Linked DNA regions of Mus musculus: region 2 is linked to region 1. Evidence: chromatin loops called from intact Hi-C (ENCODE). Cell type or tissue: left cerebral cortex. All regions are shown on one strand. Links, peaks and the distances in the headings refer to the core of each region. The heading gives the core; the rest is flanking DNA.

The links. A loop is a pair of places that touch in the nucleus more often than their neighbours do. Peaks named below come from ENCODE experiments on the same cell type or tissue, not always from the same donor. Only the 100,000 strongest peaks of a DNase experiment are listed, where the experiment ranks them.
Region 2: a loop joins it to region 1, with 2.0 times the contacts of the local background. A loop is called at or near these places in 3 of 42 quality-filtered maps.

What each region holds. Positions count from the first base shown.
Region 1 is chr10:100,719,538-100,729,385 of GRCm38, reverse strand. All of the region lies in intron 2 of Gm35722 (predicted gene, 35722), which reads left to right. Among named protein-coding and RNA genes, the nearest start is that of Gm35722, 17 kb to the left of the region's middle. In left cerebral cortex, for the core only: no CTCF peak of the experiment used is centred there; no DNase peak of the experiment used is centred there.
Region 2 is chr10:100,624,079-100,633,926 of GRCm38, reverse strand. No RefSeq gene overlaps it. Among named protein-coding and RNA genes, the nearest start is that of 1700017N19Rik, 37 kb to the right of the region's middle. In left cerebral cortex, for the core only: a CTCF peak has its summit at 3,995 (motif pointing left); a DNase peak (open chromatin) is centred at 3,983; H3K4me3 peaks cover 460 bases; H3K27ac peaks cover 388 bases.

The DNA.
Region 1 (9,848 bases), core at 711-8,710:
CATAAACATCCTAACTCAAAACATCCAGGAAATCCAGGACACAATGAGAAGACCAAATCTAAGGATAATAGGTATAGATAAGAATGAAGATTTTCAACTTAAAGGACCAGTAAATATCTTAAAAAAAAAAAAAGATAGAAGAAAACTTCCCTAACCTAAATAAAGAGTTCCCTGAGAACATACAAGAAGCCTGCTGAATTCCAAATAGTTTGGATCAGAAAAGAAATTCCTCCTGTCACAAAATAATCAAAACATCAAATACACTAAACAAAGAAAAAATATTAAAAGTAGTAAGGGGAAAAGGTAAAGTAACATATAAAGGCAGACCTATTGGAATTACACCAGGCATCCCACCAGACACTATGAAAGCCAGAAGATCCTAGACAGATGTAATACAGACCCTACGAGAAGACAAATGCCAGCTCAGGCTATTATACCCATCGAACTCTCAATTACCATAGATGGAGAAACCAAAGTATTCCATGACAAAACAAAATTTACATATCTTTTCAGGAATCCAGGTCTTCAAAGGATAATTAAGGGAAAATTCCAAAACAAGGAGGGAGAAACCAAAGTATTCCATGACAAAACAAAATTTACATAATATCTTTTCAGGAATCCAGGTCTTCAAAGGATAATTAAGGGAAAACTCCAAAACAAGGAGGGAAACTATGCCCTGAAAAAAAGCAAGAAAGTAATCTTTCAACAAACCTAAAAGAAGATAGACACATGAACATAATCCCAACTTTAACAACAAAAATAACATGAAGCAACAATTAATTTTCCTTAATATCTCTTAATATCAACAGACTCAATTCCCCAATAAAAAGACATATATTACAAGACTGGCTACATTAAAAGGACACAACATTTTGCTTCATACAAGGAACCCACCTCAGGGAAAAAAGACAGACATTACCTCAGAGTAAAAGGCTGGAAAACAACTTTTCAAGGAAATGGTCCGAAGAAACAAGCTGGAGTTGCCATTCTAATATTGAATAAATTTGACTTTCAACCTAGAGTTATCAAAAAATACAAGGAATGACACATGATACTCATCAAAGGTAAAATCTACCAAGATGAACTCTCAATTCTGAACATCTATGCTTCAAATGCAAGGTCATCCACATTTAATAAAGAAATTTTAGTAAAGCTCAAAGCAGGCATTGCACTGCACAAAATAATAGTGGGAGACTTCAATACCCCACTCTCATCAATGGACATATGCTATAATGAGAAATTGAACAGAGAAACAGTGAAACTAACAGAAGTTATGAAACAAATGGATTTAACAAATATCTATAGAACGCTTTATCCTAAAACAAAAGGATATACCTTCTTCTCAACACCTCATGGTACCCTCTCCAAAATTGACCATATAATAGGTCAGAAAACAGAACTCAACAATTAAAAAAATACTGAAATAATCCTATGCATCCTATCAGATCACCACAAACTAGGGCTGATCTTCAATAACAACATAAATAATAGAAAACCCACATTCAAGTGGAAGCTGAACAGCACTCTACTAAATGATAACTTGATCAAGGAAGAAATAAAGAAAGAAATTAAAGACTTTTTAGAGTTTAATGAAAATAAAGCCAGAACATACCCAAACTTATGGGACACAATGAAAGCAGTCTTAAAAGGAAAACTCATAGTTCTGAGTGCCTCCAAAAAGAAAATGGACATAACATACACTAGCAGCTCAACAGGACACCTAAAAGCTCTACAACAAAAGGAAGCAAATTCACCCAACAGGAGTAGACTGCAGGAAATAATTAAGCTCAGGGCTGAAATCAACCAAGTGGAAACAAAAAGAACTATTCAAAGAACCAACCAAACCAGGAGCTGCTTCTTTGAGAAAATCAACAGGATATAAAACCCTTAGAAAGACTAAATAGAGGGCACAGGGACAGTATCCTGATTAACAAAATCAGAAATGAAAAGGGAGACATAAAAAAAGAATCATCAGATCCTATAACAAAAGGCTATACTCAACAAAAGTGTAAAACTATGATGAAATGGACAATTTTCTAGATAGATACTAGGTACCAGAAGTTAAATCAGGATCAGATTAATGATCTAAATAGTTCTATATCCCCTAAAGAAATAGAGATAATCATTAACAGTCTCCCAATCAAAAAAGCCCAGGACCAGATAGGTTTAGTGCAGAGTTTTATCAGACCTTCAAAGAAGACCTAATTCCAATACTCCTCAAACTATTCCACAAAATAGAAACAGAAGATATTCTACCCCAATTGTTCTAAGAAAGCCACAATTACTCTGATACCTAAACCACACAAAGACCCAATAAAGAAAGAGAACTTCAGACCAATTTCCCTAAAGAATATCAATGCAAAAATAGTCAATAAAATTCTTGCAAACCAAATCCAAAAACACATCAAAACAATCATCCATCATGACCAAGTAGGGTTCATTCCAGGGATGCAAGAATGGTTCACTATATGAAAGTCTATCAATGTAATCCACTAGATGAACAAAATCAAAAACAAAAACTATATGATAATCTCACTAGATGCTGAGAAAGCATTTGACAAAATCCAACACCTGTTCATGATAAAAGTCTTAGAAATATCAGGAGTTCAGGACCCATATCTAAACATTATAAAAGAAATATACAACAAACCAGTACCCAACATCAAACTAAAATGGAGAGAAACTTGAAGCAATCCCCCTAAAATCAGGGACTAGAGAAGGCTGTCCACTCTCTCTCTACTTATTCAATATAGTACTTGAAGTCCTAACCAGAGCATTGAAAAACAAAAGGAGATCAAAGGGATACAAATTGGAAAGGAAGAAGTCAAAATATACCTATTTGCAGATGGTATGATAGAATATTTAAGTGACCCCAAAATTTCCATCAGAGAACACCTAAACCTGATAAACAGCTTCAGTGAAGTAGCTGGATATAAAATTAACTCAAACAAATCAGTGGCCTTTCTCTACATAAAGGATAAAAAGACTGAGAAAGAAATTAGGAAAACAACACCCTTCACAATATTCACAAGTAATATAAAATACGTTGGTGTGACTCTAACTAAGGAAGTGAAAGTTCTGTATGATAAGAACTTTAAGTCTCTTAAGAAAGAGATTGAAGTTCTCAGAAGATGGAAAGATCTCCCATGCTCATGGATTGGCAGGATTAATATAGTAAAAATGGCTATCTTGTCAAAAGAAGTCTGCAGATTCAATGCAATTCCCATTAAAATCCCAACACAATTCTTCACAGAGTTAGAAAGAAAAATTTGCAAATTCATCTGGAATAACAAAAAAAAAACTAGGATAGCAAACACTATACTCAACAATAAAAGAACCTCCGGTAGAATCACCATCCTGACCTCAAGCTGTACTACAAAGCAATTGTGATTAAAAACTGCATGGTACTGGTACAATGACAGACAGGTAGATCAATGAAATAGAATTGAAGACCCAGAAATAAACCTACACACCTCTGGTCACTTGATCTTTTACAAAGGAGCTAAAACCATCCAGTGGAAAAAAAGACAGCATTTCTAACAAATGGTGCTGGCTCAGCTACTGATTATCATGTAGAAGAATGTGAATTGATCCATTCCTATCTCCTTGTACAAAGTTCAAGTCTAAGTGGATCAAGGACCTCCACATAAAATCAGAGACACTGAAATTATAGAGGAGAGAGTGGTGAAGAGCCTTGAAGATATGGGCACAGGAGAAAGATTCCTGAACAGAACAGCAATGGCTTGTGCTGTAAGATCAAGAATTGACAAATGGGACCTCATAAAATTACAAAGCTTCTCTAAGGCAAAGGACACTCTCAATAAGACAAAAAGACAACCAACAGATTGGGAAAAGATCTTTACCCATCCTAAATCCAATAGAGGGCTAATATCCAATATATACAAAGAACTCAAGAAATTAGACTCCAGAAAACCAAATAACTCTACTTAAAAAATGGGCTATAGAGCTAAACAAAGATTTCTCAACTGAGATATACCTAGTGGCTAATACCACTCCTAGGCATATACCCAGAAGATGCTCCAACTTGTAGTAAGGATGCATGTTCCACTATGTTCATAACAGCCTTATTTATAATAGCCAGAAGCTGGAAAGAACCCAGATGTCCCTCGACAGGGGAATGGATATAGAAAATGTGGTACATTTACACAATGGAGTACTACTCAGCAATTTAAAACAATGAATTCATGAAATTCTTAAGCAAATGGATGGATCTGGAGGATATCATCCTAAGTGAGGTAACCCAATCACAAAATAAAACACATGATATGCACTCACTGATAAGTGGATATTAGCCCAGAAGCTCAGAATACCTAAGATACAATTTGCAAAACACATGAAACTCAAGAAGAAGGAAGACCAAAGTGTGGATACAAAATGAGGATACAAAGTGTGGGAACAAAATACCCATGGAAGGAATTACAGAGACAAAGTTTAGAGCAGAGACTGAAGGAATGGCCATCCAGAGATTGCCCTACCTGGCAATCTATCCCATAAACAACCATCCAAACCAGACACTATTGGGAATGCCAACAAGAGCTTGCTGACAGGAGCCTAATAAAACTGCTTCCTGAGAGGCTCTGCCAGTGCCTGACAAATACAGAAGTGGATGCTCACAGCTATCCATTGGACTGAGCATGGGGTCCCCAAAGAAGGAGCTAGAGAAAGTACCCAAGGAGTTGAAGGGGTTTGTATCCCCATAGGAGGAACAACAATATGAACTAACCAGTACCCTCAGAGCTCCCTGGGACTAAACCACCAATCAAAGAAGGGACTCATGGCTCTAACTGCATATGTAGCAGAGGATGCCCTAGTAGGTCATAATGGGAGGAGAGGCCCTTGGTCCTGTGAAGTTTCTATGCCCTAGTATAAGGAAATGCCAGGGCCAGGAAGCAGAAGTGGGTGGGTTGGGCAGCAGGGGGAGGGGAGAGGATAGGGGGTTTTTGGAGGGGAAACTAGGAAAGGGGATAATATATGAAATGTAAATTAAAAAATCTAATAAAAGATTTTTTAAATATTTAAAAAAAGAAATAAAGACTATAAGAAAAGCACACTTACAATGATCTTTTTTTAAATCACACATTCATTGTTCATTAAATGTTCTGGTATAATATAAAGGAGATTAAATAAGGATTCTCAGGTTCTGTCATAATTTTTCTCTTTCATACTTAATATTGGTAGGAAAGGTCGTAAGTAATAATACTTCTTTTTCTTTTAAAAGAAATATAATGGTTATCAGAACCTATGTATCATCTATCTACCATCTATCTAATCTCTCATCTATCATCTCTATCATTACCTATCTATCTACTGTGTATCTCTATTTCCATCTCTGAATCTCTTCTACCCTCAGTCAGAATTACATGTTTGAGTGTAGTTATGTTCCTACTAGTTTTAGAATAATCTTAATGTATACATTCATGGTTTGGATATAAAATGTCCCACACATAGGTTCGTGGTTCTGAGTACTTAAACTACTGCTAGTGTTGCTGTGTTGGAAGCTTGAAGATTATATAGAAAGTGGATGATTTACATCACTAGGAAAATGTGCCTTGAGGATTATAGTCTGCTACCCTATTTTTCACTGAGAACTCTGATTCCCAATAGGGGAAGGTGGAAATAAGCTATATTGAACACTCTAAATTATGTAGCCATCATCACCCTCCATTTTGGTGGTCTGTACTTTCTGTATCATGAGTAAAACCAAACCTTTCCTTCCTTAAGTTCTGTCTTTTGAGTACAGCAATGAGAATTTATGCTACCAATATAAATTTTATATGATGGAAGAATTTCTGCCTTAAATATGTGGTAGTATAGGATATAGTGCAGAAAAAATTGGGTCAGCAAGGAATAGGAAACCAAAACTTGTCTGTACTCTCCCTAAGACCTTCCCAGTGTGAAATATTAAAGGATAAGAAAGACCAGAATAGAATAAAAGTAGATTCTGGGGTTCTAATTTTTTCCTCATTTTCAAGGCTTAGTTTTATAAGGATGTTATTTCTGATAATAATGGGGGTTGGAAGAAAGTTAAAGGCCCACATCTCATACCTCTACGGAGTCTGAAGTCCTGAGAAGTACACCATTGCCAAAGACCAGCCTCAGCTTGGAGAGGGGTTCTGAGGAAGGGGTGTTTGGGAGCAACAAAAGTAAGACTCAAAGTCAATGAAGTGGGAGCAAGCTGACAGACTGTGGTCTGCTTGAGAGAGCTTTCTGAAGATCATCAGACAGCTCAGCTCTCACAGACCAAATTCTAGTCCTTTATTTGCATATAAGATATAAGATATCAATATTGATATATTGATACATGAAAATATATGGAGGCAATTTGATTTGAGTAAAATAGGACTTGTCCCACTGTGGCAAAATATTTATCTTTATGTGGATAAATGCCAAGGGCATTATACTAAATGAAATACAACAGGTACAAAAAACTACTGCATCGAGTGTAAAAACTTTATATTCACAAGTTAAAAGGGTATACTGGTAATTATTCATCATTATATGGATAATAGGCAGATGTGGCTAAAAAAGGTAAAAAGTTACACTTAAGCATAGATATTATATTTTGAGATTTATTGCACAGTGAAATGAATGGTTACTTCTGATGCATATTCCAAAATTATCAAGCAATCAATTTAAAATAATCTCATCATAAAGATGTTAAATATGTACGTTTTATTGTGTAAACATATATCAAACATCACAATGTATATATTATCAATAGGAATAATTTTGCATAGTGGCTATCGGTTCATAGATGTTACTCCTAAACACATGAAATTCCTCACTTGAATATATTCAGCATATCAGATTCTTTTCAAATGACACTCAATATAGTATCTTTAATGCCTTTCAAGTTCATAATATCAAGTCTTATTTTATACTGGAGACCACAGAGAAAACCGTTAGGCAACAATTAAACTTATATAAGGTCATGAAATCTGCAGTTATGGTACCAAAATGAAAAGGAAGAGTGGTTTTGCTGCCCAGTTGACTCTCCAGAATTCAGAGTCTAAAATTTCTTTACTCTATTATAATAGAACCTCTATTACTACACCATTTGTTTTTATTTCCTCATAGTGTAATTACAAACTTTGAAAAATCTAAGAACCTTGGGCTCTTCAGGTTGCTTCATGAAAATTGTACTTTAATCCATTGGAGGATAAAGACAATCTCTCATAATGTAATAAAAATCTTAAATTTCCTAAAATTAGCATTTTCATAAAACAGAAACAGCTTTTTGATATTGTACAAACTGTAAAATGCCAAATCTTAGGTGCTAGGCCAATAGTCACCACAAAAGCCAGTCTTACTACTACAGTGGAAACTGAAAAACCAAGAATGATCCAAAGCACATGGAAATCCCTAAAGAAGAATGATTTAAAAGGATTCCAGGGAAGTCAATTCTGCCACTGGCAGATCTTCCTTTTACAAAGACAAGCAAGCACTGCCATTCTTGAGCCAAAGAAAGGATGATGAGAAATCTGTTGTCCTGACTTAAGAAATGAGCTGTCTGACACGATGCTGCAACGTGTCCTGCCCTGCTCTGTTTTCCTCCGTAATTGCGGAAGACAGGTTTGTTTAGAATCAATGAAAAGCACAAAGTATAATTTTTCTTATAATATAGTATAAACTATATTGAAGCAACTTCTGCTTCATGCTCCACTCAGACCCAAAGATGAGATCGGTAGTGTTACCACACATTATAGAGAAAAATAGAAAGAATAACATTCAATTGAGCTAAGAAGTAAATTGCAACGCTTTTCAAATGGAAACAATGACTTTTGTCTAACCACCTGGACACAAGGCAAACCAATCAATCGCTTTGCCTGTTAAGGCCAAAATCTTCTATTCTGAGAACAAACAGAAAGATTTCATTTAAAAATTCACAAGAGGCAGAAATGTCACGTTTTCAGTGTCTCTTCCTGGCATTTTTCTTTAATTTTTATTCCATGTTCGTTCATTTTACATAAATAAGGATATAGTCTTGCTCACAGATAACAAGTACATTTCCTAAATTCATTAAAAGATGCTAATTCCCTGAGCTAATGAGATGACTCAGCAGGTAGAGGTATTTGTGATAAAAGACTTCAGACCTGAATTCTATCCCTAGGATTAAGAAGGTGGAAAGAGAAAATCAATTCTCACTAGTTGCCTACTGAACTCCACACATGACTCAAAAGTATGTTTTTTGCCCAACAGCACACAAAACAATAATAAAATAAAACAAAATAAAATAAAAGGTAATTACTAGTTTTTAATGTGATTATAGCTTGAGCAATAGTGATGGAATTATGCTCTATTATTCAAGTGCTGACCTTGAAAAGTTTATTATTGATTGCCAATGAAGCAGCATGGAAACTTAGACAGGGCAGGAATCAGGTGTAGGGAGAACAGGGGAGAAAGAATGAAAATTGGAAGGTGGAAGAGGGTATCTATCTCTAGGATATTCCAGTGATCTGGGACAGGAATGGGAGGATGAGGAAGACACCAGGGAATGTATGGGGGTAACTGTTGTTGAGACTCTTAACAGTGAGGCATATGGTACCTGAAGTGGCCACTTCCAGTAGCCAGGCAGGACTCCCAGTAGAGGGATAATGACCCCACACACAAAACCTTAGGCCCAAAATGTGTCCTGCCTACAATATGTACAGAAACAAAGATGGAGTTGAGATGGAGGGAATAGTCAACCAATAACTGACTCAAGTTGTGATCCATCCCATGGACAAGAACCAACCTCTGACACTATTAATGATACTCTGTTATGCTTGCAGACAGAAGTCCAGCATAACTGTCCCCCACCCAGCAGCAAATGGAAACATATGCAAAGACCCACAACCAAACATTACCAGAGCCAAATATTGGATGGAGATCTGAGAGTCTTGTGGAAGAGTTGGGGAAAGGATTGAAGAACCCAAAGAGGATAGGGACTCCAAAGGAAGACTAACAGAGTCAATGAACCTGGATTCTTGGGAGCTCTCAGAGACTGAAGCACCAACCAAAGAGCATATATACATAGTCTGGAACTACCACCACCACCCCATACACACACACACACACACACACACACACACACACACACACACACACACACACATATGTAGCAGATGTGCAACTTGATCTTAATGCAGGAATCCCAACAACTGGAAAGTGTATGGAGGCCAGAGAGTAGTTCTTGATAAAATCTTTTGACTGCCAAGGATAAAGAAGTGTAAAGTAGGTACTTTCCTACAGGGGAAATGTAATATTTTTGGCTAAGGATGAGCTTTAGCGGCAGATAGAAATTGTTTTGAGTACCATTGAAGCAGAAGAATAGGGTAGAGAGTGAAGTCAAAAGACCTTGCACAAAGATTGGCTAAAAATTAGCATATGCAAAAAACAATTTGCCCAAAAGAAGGTTGACAGGTTGGTTACTCCGTGACAAGATGGACTTAATCAAGCCATTCATTCTGTGCCTGCCCAGAAGCACTCAAGGTGTCCAAAGGTGACTACAGTAAATTACACTACAAAAGCACACAGCCCTCAGTGGAGGTTTAAAGTGATAGTAATACAGAGCATGCAGGAAGCTGTAGGCCTGTGTATATAGCCCATAAAGTATGTGCAATAATAATATCTGCATTATGTGAATGGACAAAAAGGCCACATCATGCAGGTGACCAAAGATATGCAAGTGTTTCCTCTCTTGGAAGGGTATCTTTACCAAATGATACATCCTGCATATACTGTAAGTATGTGGTCCTGTTTAATTTTTGTTCTGAAACATAAGAATCTGGTGCTACTCCCAACAGGTGCCAACATCATCCCTAATTGTCCTCAAGAGTAAACAGGGC
Region 2 (9,848 bases), core at 689-8,688, 95 kb after region 1:
ATAGAACCAAGACTACCAGTCCAGAGATGGTCCCACCCACAAGGGGCCTTTCCCCCTTGATCACTAATTGAGAAAATGCCTTACAGCTGGATCTCATGGAGGCATTTCCCCAACTGAAGCTCCTTTCTCCGTGATAACTCCAGCTTGTGTCAAGTTGACACAAAATTAGCCAGTACAGTCGCCCATCATCACCCGTGATGCCTTTTGATGATGTACCTACCTTTGAGTCACCAACATTCTTTCGGGGGGAGGGTCGGGGGGGGATTTTGGGATAGCATTTGAAATGTAAAGGAAGAAAATACCTAATTTTAAAAAAATAAATTAAAAAAAAGAGTTTAAAAAAATAAAAAAGAGTTTGTAAACCAGGCACTGTTGCTGATGCCAAGAAGTGCTTGCTGACAGAAACCTGATATAGCTGTCTCCTGAGTGGCTCTGCCAGATACTGACCAATACAGATGCAGATCTGACTGAGTACCAGGACCCCAATGGAGGAGTTAGCAGAAGGACTGAAGGAGCTAAAGGGGCCTTCTCTGGTATCAATGGAAGGAGAGGCCCTTGGTCCTGTGAAGTAGAGGAATGCTAGGATGGTGAGGCAGGAGTGGGTGAGTGGGTGGAAGAGCACCCTCAAAGAAGCAGGCTAAGGAGGGATGGGATAGGGGGCTTGCAGAGGGCAAACCCGGAAAGGGGATAATATTTGAAATGTAAACAAATAAAACATCCAATTTGAAGACGAAGAAGAAGGAGGAGGAGGAGGAGGAGGAGGAGGAGGAGGAGAAGCCACTAGTCGGAGCTGGAGAAATGGCTCAGTGATTAAAAGAACTGACTGTTCTTGAAGAGTCTCAGGGGTGTGTTTCCAGCACCCACATGGTGGCTTACAACCATCCATAACTCCAATGCCAGGAGATCCAGTGGCCTCTTCTGACATCTGCAGGCACTGGGCATGCAAGTGGTGCAAATGCATAAGTACAGACTAAACAGTCATGCAAATAAGAGGAAATAAATAAATCTAAAACAGAAAGAAAGAAAGAAAGAAAGAAAGAAAGAAAGAAAGAAAGAAAGAAAGAAAGAAAGAAAGAAAGAAAGAAAGAAGAAAAGAGAAGAGAAGAGAAGAGAAGAGAAGAGAAGAGAAGAGAAGAGAAAAGAAAAGAAAAGAAAAGAAAAGAAAAGAAAAGAAAAGAAAAGAAAAGAAAAGAAAAGAAAAGAAAAGAAAAGAAAAAAGAAAAGAAAAGAGTCTGTAAACAGTAAACAATCCCAACAAACTCACTGGTTCATATCTCTCTCTCTCTCTCTCTCTCTCTCTCTCTCTCTCTCTCTCTCTCTAGGTATTTCTTAATTTCATTTCCAGTGCTATCCCAAAAGTCCCACACACACTCCCCCCCCCAGTCCCCTCCCCGCACCACTCCCACTTCTGGGCCCTGGCGTTCCCCAATACTGAGGCATATAAAGTTTGCAAGTCCAATGGGCCTCTCTTTCCACTGATGGCTGACTAGGCCAACTTCTGATACATATGCAGCTAGAGACACGAGCTCTGGGGTACTAGTTAGTTCATAATGTTGTTCCACCAATAGGGTTGCAGACCCCTTTAGCTCCTTGGGTACTTTCTCTAGCTCCTCCATTGGGGGCCCTGTGATCCATCCAATAGCTAACTGTGAGCATCCACTTGTATGTTTGCTAGGCCCCAGCATAGCCTCACAAGAGACAGCTCTATCAGGGTCCTTTCAGCAAAATCTTGCTAGTGTATGCAATGGTGTCAGCGTTTGGAGGCTGTCACCACTAATTTCTTAGCTCCAGCTAACTAGCACCAACTGTCCCAGTAGTCTCCTTCTCCCCTTAACTATAAAGCCAGAGACACATAGCCAAAGCTGCCTGAGTTCTACTGCTAGCAGGAGGTGGAACATAGCTCCCTTGTTCAATTACATTATCACTAGCTTCCTCTTTTCCAACTCTTTCACTGCCTAAGTTTGGCTGTCCTTGATTGTGCTTAGCTGTCCTTGATTTTGCTCTGTAGATTAACCTTGAACTCAGAGATCTACATTCCTGTCTCCTGAGATTAAAGGTGTGTACCGCCATGCCTGGATCCAAATTTAACTGGGTAGGATCTTGCCCCAAAGTTCCACTCCCTTAATTTGTTATCTCCTTAAACTCAGGATTCAGCTCCATTTCACTTCTTGGGGCCCCTTTAATACTCGAAATATATTTTTTATATTTTTCCTTTCTCAGTTTGTTTAAAATGCTCTTCATGAAACTTAACCAGAGAACAAAGTCTATGATGGGCATTTCTGTGACTTCCTTTGTCAATGCAATTAATCTGAGTCTCTTCACCTTAGCCTCAGACATACTCTTCAGACAAGAGCAAAAAGCAGCCACATTCTTCACCAAAATACCTCAAAAACTGTCTAGAGACACATATTGAAACTCTCTACTGAAACCTCTTATGCCAGGTCCACAAAATTCAAATCACTTTCCATAACAAAGTTCTACTTCATGTGAAGGCTGCTAGCAGAATACTCATCACATCCAGGCAGCTAGTATGAGGGTATTAAAGCCCGCCCCACCACACACAGTGACACACCTACTCCAAGAAGGCCACATCTCCTAATAGTGCCACTCCCTGGGCCAAGGATTGACAAGTCATCACAGTGTGATGTTATACAATTTGTGAATTTCATATACCTCCCAAACTTCCAAAGAGCAGGGACCATTTGGTTTTGACCAGCTATTCAATTTCTAGTCCACAGAATTTGGCTGTGTAATAGAAGCCTAATAACGTTTCACACGAATAAAAGAAAGGAAAAAAGTAAGAAGAATTAAGATTTTATTATGAGCTCATGTGCTCTGGTATTCCAGGCACTATTGGGAAAGAATTTGGAGGGAGAAAAGGGAGGAGCAAATGATATAATTTTCTTATAATCTCAAATTAAAAGGCAATAAAAGTGTATCTATAGCCTTCTCTATACCCCTGATGGTGTGGTATGTTGTTAATGTAACAAGGACATTTTGTGAGAATCATGTTTGTAAATACCATCATCAAAAAGGATTTCTTGAATTAATGTATTTATAGTCAACTGTTGAACAGAGGATGATCTTGAAATGGCACACGGTCTCTCAGTGCCTCTTTCTTACCCTTACACACTCCTTAATTGATTTATCATATAATAACTCAAAATCTCCACTGAACAGCATCCTTCATGCCCAAAATGGGTTGTCACCTCTCGTATATTTTATTTATGTTTTCAAATAACAAAATACAATCCCAGTTTTGCACAATCTTGTGCCCTTTTTGTTCTTGCTGTAAATATAGGTACTCCTCCTTTGACATTTCCATACGTTTATTAGCCCTGCTTCTGTTCTGGACTCTGACTCTGCCTCTCTCTCTCTCTCTCTCTCTCTCTCTCTCTCTCTCTCTCTCTCTCTCTCTCTCTCTCTCTCTCTCTCTGCCTGACCCAATTTCTTTTCTGATTTTGTTTCCTGCATCCTCCTCTATTCCCTGATGGAAAGAGATTCTCACCCCATCTCAAGCATTTATGACTTGCCGGTTTTAGTAAGGCCACAGGGCAACCATGTCATCTTCTTTTGGAAAAGGAACATATACCAAAGCTGTAGCCTAGCCCTGGAGAGGAATACCAAATTTGAACGGAGGCGACCTAGGCTGCTCTCTTCTCTAACATCACGCAATTCATTGCTGCTAGCGTGATTTCAGCCCAGGCATCAAGAGGAAAATATGCCTTGGGGTGTTCCCTGCTCTATCCTTCTTTATGCTTTTATTTTCAAATAGTATAGACGCCCCCAAGCTACATTATAGCTCCTCCAAATCCTTATGAAAACGAAATATCGTTTTTCTTCCTATAAAGTCTCTTCGATGAAAAGGTTATGCTTTGTTTACTTTCATTTCTGAAGGCTCCTACTGCTAGCATCAGCGAGGTAGAAATAAATGTGTCCAAACAAAATGTCTTATTGGGAAGGCGGGCTAGATTTACGATCCGTTTCTGTGACCGTGCTGCCCTCTAGCGATCACGAGGCGGTTATTTTCCTTCAATTTATGACAACTTAAATGAAAGTTGTGACTCCTCGAATGATGGGATTGACTTAGGAACAGCATTGCAATGAGAATATTCGTGTTGTTGTAAGCCATAGCTGCGCTCAAAGAAGCAAAGAGGGAGATTTTTTTTTTGGCACAAATAAGAATTCCATCAAATGTTTTGAAACAATAATCCTGGTCATCATGACTTTACTGGAAAAGAGTCTGAGGTTGAGCAGATAGTTATGGGCAAAGTTGTGGCATAGAGCATTGTGGAGGCCTCTCTGTAAGTTAGTGAGTCTGAAAGGGTCTTTTGTGGTTATGCCTGTCAGGAAACCCATAGGCTAGATCGATTTCTTCCTTTGGAGTCTCTCTCCTCTGTTGTTGTTGGAAGGAAGGAAGCAACTCTGTTTTGGTCACCAACTGTAGTTTTTGCCTTTCCCATTTCAATCTTATTTTCAAGCTCTATTTGAGGATTTGGTTCTGTTGTTACTAAAGTATGGCTGTTATAAGGTCTATATTCAGAAATAAATAATTACACTTTAAGTAGTAAATAACAGTGTGTGTTGATAACTTTGTAGGCTATGAATACATTTTTAAAAAATTTTTGTAAGATACATTCACTGATATTTTCAATTGCCATTCCCTTTGATCTCTTTCTCTGTCTCTCTGTCTCTGTCTCTGTCTCTGTCTCTGTCTCTGTCTCTGTCTCTGTCTCTCTCTCTCTCTCTCTCTCTCTCTCTCTTCCTTCCCTCATTGTCCTGTGTGTTTGTGTATGTATGTGTTCCTGTGCATATATGAATCAACTTCAAATATTTTTCCTCAGGAACTATTCACATTCTTGAGCCAGGGCCTCACCCTGGCTTGGAACCATGGTGTAGGCTAGGTTGACCAGTAAGCCCTAAGCATCCACTTGTCTCCAACCCACTAGAATTACAAATATGTACTACTGCATTGAGCTTTGTTATTGCTTTGCTTCTATAGGTTGATTTTTAGGTTTTTTTTTTTTTTAGAATTTCTTTGAGTTCAAATTCTACTCTCCCCTTTGTTCAAATTAACCTTGAAGTCTTTCTTCCTCAATAATTCTATGGGAAAGTCTGTGGACTATGCTGTTAAATGCATCAGAACTCAACCTTTTCTTAATGTGTCACACAATTGACCTCTTGACCTACACACCCAATCTCTGGTTTGTAGTGTTAAGCCTTCAGCTGGTTTCCCTGAGGCCACAGCTCCTCTCCCACTTAGAGTGCACGAGCCTCGGCAGTTCCTCAGAAATAAATGGACAATACACCATTCCTCCTCACAAACATTTCAAATGCCTTCCCTCCTCTCCCAGGGCAAGACTAACTTCTGGAGCTCACCACACAGTTCATGCCTACCTACCATACCCCCCTTCACTCAAAGACAATACCCCCAAAGGCCTTAACATTCCCAGGAGCATCTCTAAATTGTAAGGAGATTTTTTTAACTGCTCCCCCTTCGCCACTCCTAACCTCAGTTTTCTTAGAGCACTTATCTTAGGAAAGTTGTCATTGTAAATGCCCCTTTTAGATTTTAGCAATACCTCTGCACCTGATTTTCAATTCAGGGACAATCTACTAGATGTAATCTTCAAGGGAAACTACACCACACTTCTCTTACCTTCTAAGACAGGGAGAGACTTTCTTTTCTTTTCTTTTTTCTTCTTGTTCTGGCCCCTGCGCAACCCAGCTCCAAGATTTATTTATTATATATAAGTACCCTGTAGCTGACTTCAGACACACCAGAAGAGGGAATCAGATCTCATTATGGATGGTTGTGAGCCACCATGTGGTTACTGAGATCTGAATTCAGGACCTTCGGAAGAGCAGTCAGTGCTCTTAACCCCTGAGCCATCTCTCCAGCACCCCCCCCCCCCGCAGCCCCGAGCCTAACTTTCTCTTCTGCAGTTGTAACAGTGCCCAAGGTGGGGAGAATACAGCGGTTTCCATTTTATCACATGTTTTGTTTTTCAGTGAAGCCAATAGCAGGAGCAGATGGTTCAGCAATCCCTCATCCCAGCTCTTCACATCACCAGCCCTTTGGGGAGTTGAGCTTAGCCTCCGTGTCATGTTACATATAAAGCATTGTTTACTCCTCTATCTTTGTTCACAGAAGTTTTTCTTTGACAATGCAAGTGTGTTTGTTCCTTCAGTGCGTGTATCTGAAGTATCCTCCTTATTGTGCTGACCCTTGGTGTGCCCTAAGTATACAAGGAGGCGAGAAAGCATGGTCAGCCAGCCCGATTTCTTCACAAGGCTTTGTTCAAACTGACACTCTATGAGTAAGTTCCACATCTTACATCAAACAGCAAGCTGCCCCATCTCTCCTCTCCCCCACTTAATGTTCCATCCTTCTCCACTAAACGGACAATTTCTAACCATACTATGCCTTCTTTCTTTGATAAGTTGACTCAGACATGGTGTTTATCACCACAGAAATGTGACTAACACGGAAGTTGGTACCCAGTTGGCCTGGAATCCTTCTTCTAGGCCTGGAATTCATAGATTTTTGTCTTTGTATTGTGGTATCACAAATTCCTCCATATCCCTTTTTGTTTTTGTCATATCCTGTGGGTGCTCTAACTCTTTTTCTGTATCTTTAAATCCTGATAATCCATCTTCTACTTGACATATACCTCTGGAAAGCTCTTTCCCCGAGTTTTCTAATTCATTTGTTAAAATTTTCAAGTCCCTCTTCATTTCAGCTTGAGTTTTCTTAGCATTTTTCTCTCTTTACTGAATTTATTGTTCAAATCATGGATTGTCTTTGTTGTTTCAATCAGCTGTACACTTGTGTTTTCTTAATCTTTAACCAAGAATTTCTTCTTTGCCTATTTCAGTTCATCCAGGTTTTCATTCTTGCCCTTTTAAAGCTGCCTCAACTAATGGATCCCTTTTTCCATTGTTCTCTTAAATTATGTGCCTAGGAGTCCTTCTAAGCAATTCTCATCTTGTGAACTTTTCTATAGTACTTTCAGAAGACCATACTGTTTGTATTTTTGCAATGAGCCCTGGGTATGTGCATTTGTTTCATTGGTTGTATGTCTCATAGGAAATTCTGGTCTGCCTTTTAAAAAGTTTGGTTCTGTTTTTCATGTTCTCCAAAGTTTCAGATCCAATCAAAAGAGTGTATAGATCAGCCCCTTCAAATGTTCTGTGTTGAGTTATTATTGGAGACTGAGTGATCCAATCTTGTGGTAACTGAGAAGGCACACTATCATCACTCTCAGCTGACTCCAGGGACTGGGACACGAAGGACTCACCAAGAAAGTGTGTAAATGAGTAGGACCCAGCTGGGCCTGGGCATGGAAGGGTTGTGTGGGATAAGGGACAGGCAGAATCAACTGAGAGAACATGCACACGGATGCAACTACTTATAGAGGGATGTGGGGTAATGGCTTGTGGGAGACTCAGTAGCAGTGCATACTAGAAACTAAAATAAGTGAGTGGATTTTTTAAAGGTATTTGTTCTGAAACTTAGAAATGGAGTAAAATGGAAAACATCAACCAGATGTGGCAGTCTACACCTATAATCTCAGAACTTGCTTGGGAGCCAAAAGCAAAATAATCCCTGGCAAATTCAAGGGCTGCCTACTCTACGCTGAGATATTCAGGCCACCTAGGGCTGCATACAATGTGAGTTCTTCCTTCCAGAGAAGTAAATAAAAATGGAGGCAATACTGGGTTTTCTGTAGGTCCCTGAGAATGACCATATACATCAATCGATCACATCTACTGCTGCCAGTGACTGTCCAATCCCTGTCATTCTTCAGAAGAATCTCCTAAATGATATTTCAGAGGACAGACTAATAAGTAAATGTAGTTCCTATGATACAATATTGCTGTCCAAGTAGGAGAGAAAACAATTTCTAATTAGGAAGTGAGGTGATGTCGGGTAGCAATAGAGACGAACAATAGAAGTGTAGAATTGATGAAACTCATTTTACTGCGTGAACTTAAACTTCTCAACTGGTAATTTGGGGAAAGGTGTAATTTGGGAAGCAAATGTTCCCAAGGATTCCTGCCTTGACCGAATTACAAGTGTGTGGTTCTCTGGACCCTTTTCTCAGAGAGACCTGATCTACAGCTTTAAGTCTCTACTTTTCCCTGCTGTGATAACAGTTCATCCCAGTTTTTCTCCTGCATTGTAAAGGCCAGTCACAGGGTCACAGGAGTTCCTGTCCCTCCTGGAGGTGTCGTGCCTGAAAAACACTTACTTTACTGTTTTAACAATGTTAGAACTTTTTTTTTTAGCATCTCACTCACACAGACATCTCTGTCACATACTATTGTGTTGGTTTCACTGTCACTGTGACCAAACACCTGACAGAAACAACATAAAAGAGGAAGCATTTGTTTTGTTCATCATTTCAGAGCTTTCTTTCTGTCACAGATGCAAAGCCATGCATGGGACAGCAGAAACGTTCATCTCATTACAACCAGGAAGCAGAGTGGAGACCAAAAGGGACTAGGATTTCAAAATGTCCCTCAAAACATACTCTCCAGTGACACACTTCAACCATTTGTCACAGGTGTCACCACCTCCAAATACTTATGTTTTAATCAGTCTGCAAAGAGTATTTGAAGTTTGATTTTCTCTGGTAATGTCCTCTCAGGCACAATCTCCAAGGTCTATCTCAACATAATCAATGAAAACCATATATGCTAATGTGGAACAACACATTATAGTTAACAATCTGGTAGCTAGCTTGTAAAATGCTGAAATGCTATTTTCCCTTAACTTAGATCTCTTCAAAATTACTTATATTAATAGAAAGAAAATTTGTAATATGTAGAATTATTTCAAAGTGGCAGGTATAATTTCAAGTTTTGCATGGATAATCATATTTATTCTTCCCAACTCTATGAGGTCATATTATTAACATGGCCATTCTTTGCCAAAGTTCATATCACCACTTAGCAATAGCACTATAATAGTTATAAATAGCACATTAAATGATTGTACAAATCATCACATACGAGCATACATCACCCAAACTCAACAATCAGAAACATATGAAAGGTGTAATTATATGATTTTGCATGATAAGCCCAAAATGTGAGCTTGTTTAAAAAACAAACATTATCAGTATCTATTCATAGATGCCTAGTGCATATCAGAGAAATTAAAAATGACTTTATGATTCTTTCCATTACACACAGATGATAGTAAACTCAGGCATGTCCTGAGGGCAACTCTATAGCACTTTGCAGAGAACCTACTGTCCATGCCATCTCCTCTTAGACTTTGAACAATTATCTTAATTTCTGATCTTGTATCTGCACATTTGCAAAGCGCCAAACTGAAATTGTGACCTCTATGATCTGATATCATTCTGAAATGACAAGATTGCATTCAGAAGATAGATTGTAGATAAATACCTCAGTCTATCAAATGAAAGAGACTGCAGGGTCAAAGGTAGCATTGATTAGCTGCTAACTTGAGCAAGATAGTGAACAGTTTTCATCTATGGCTAGCTTCTAAAATGGATAGGTAAAATAGGGATATACCAAAAGATGATTATTATGAGTGAAATTTAAGAATACATATATATTACTTAAAATGTTCTTTCCTCTGCATAATCAGGGGTGGGGGAGGGGAAGTACCTTTCCCCACCGAGCATTTTGTTTTGTTTTTTTGGGTTTTTTCTTCTTCAGAAATTGACTACTATGTTTAACATGCCAGGCAAGTGCATGTATACACATATATACTCAAATACATATAATTTAATTAATTTAATTTAAAATATTTTTAAAAAAACCAATAGGTCTGTCTTAATACAAAAATGTTTCCACATAAAATATCAACA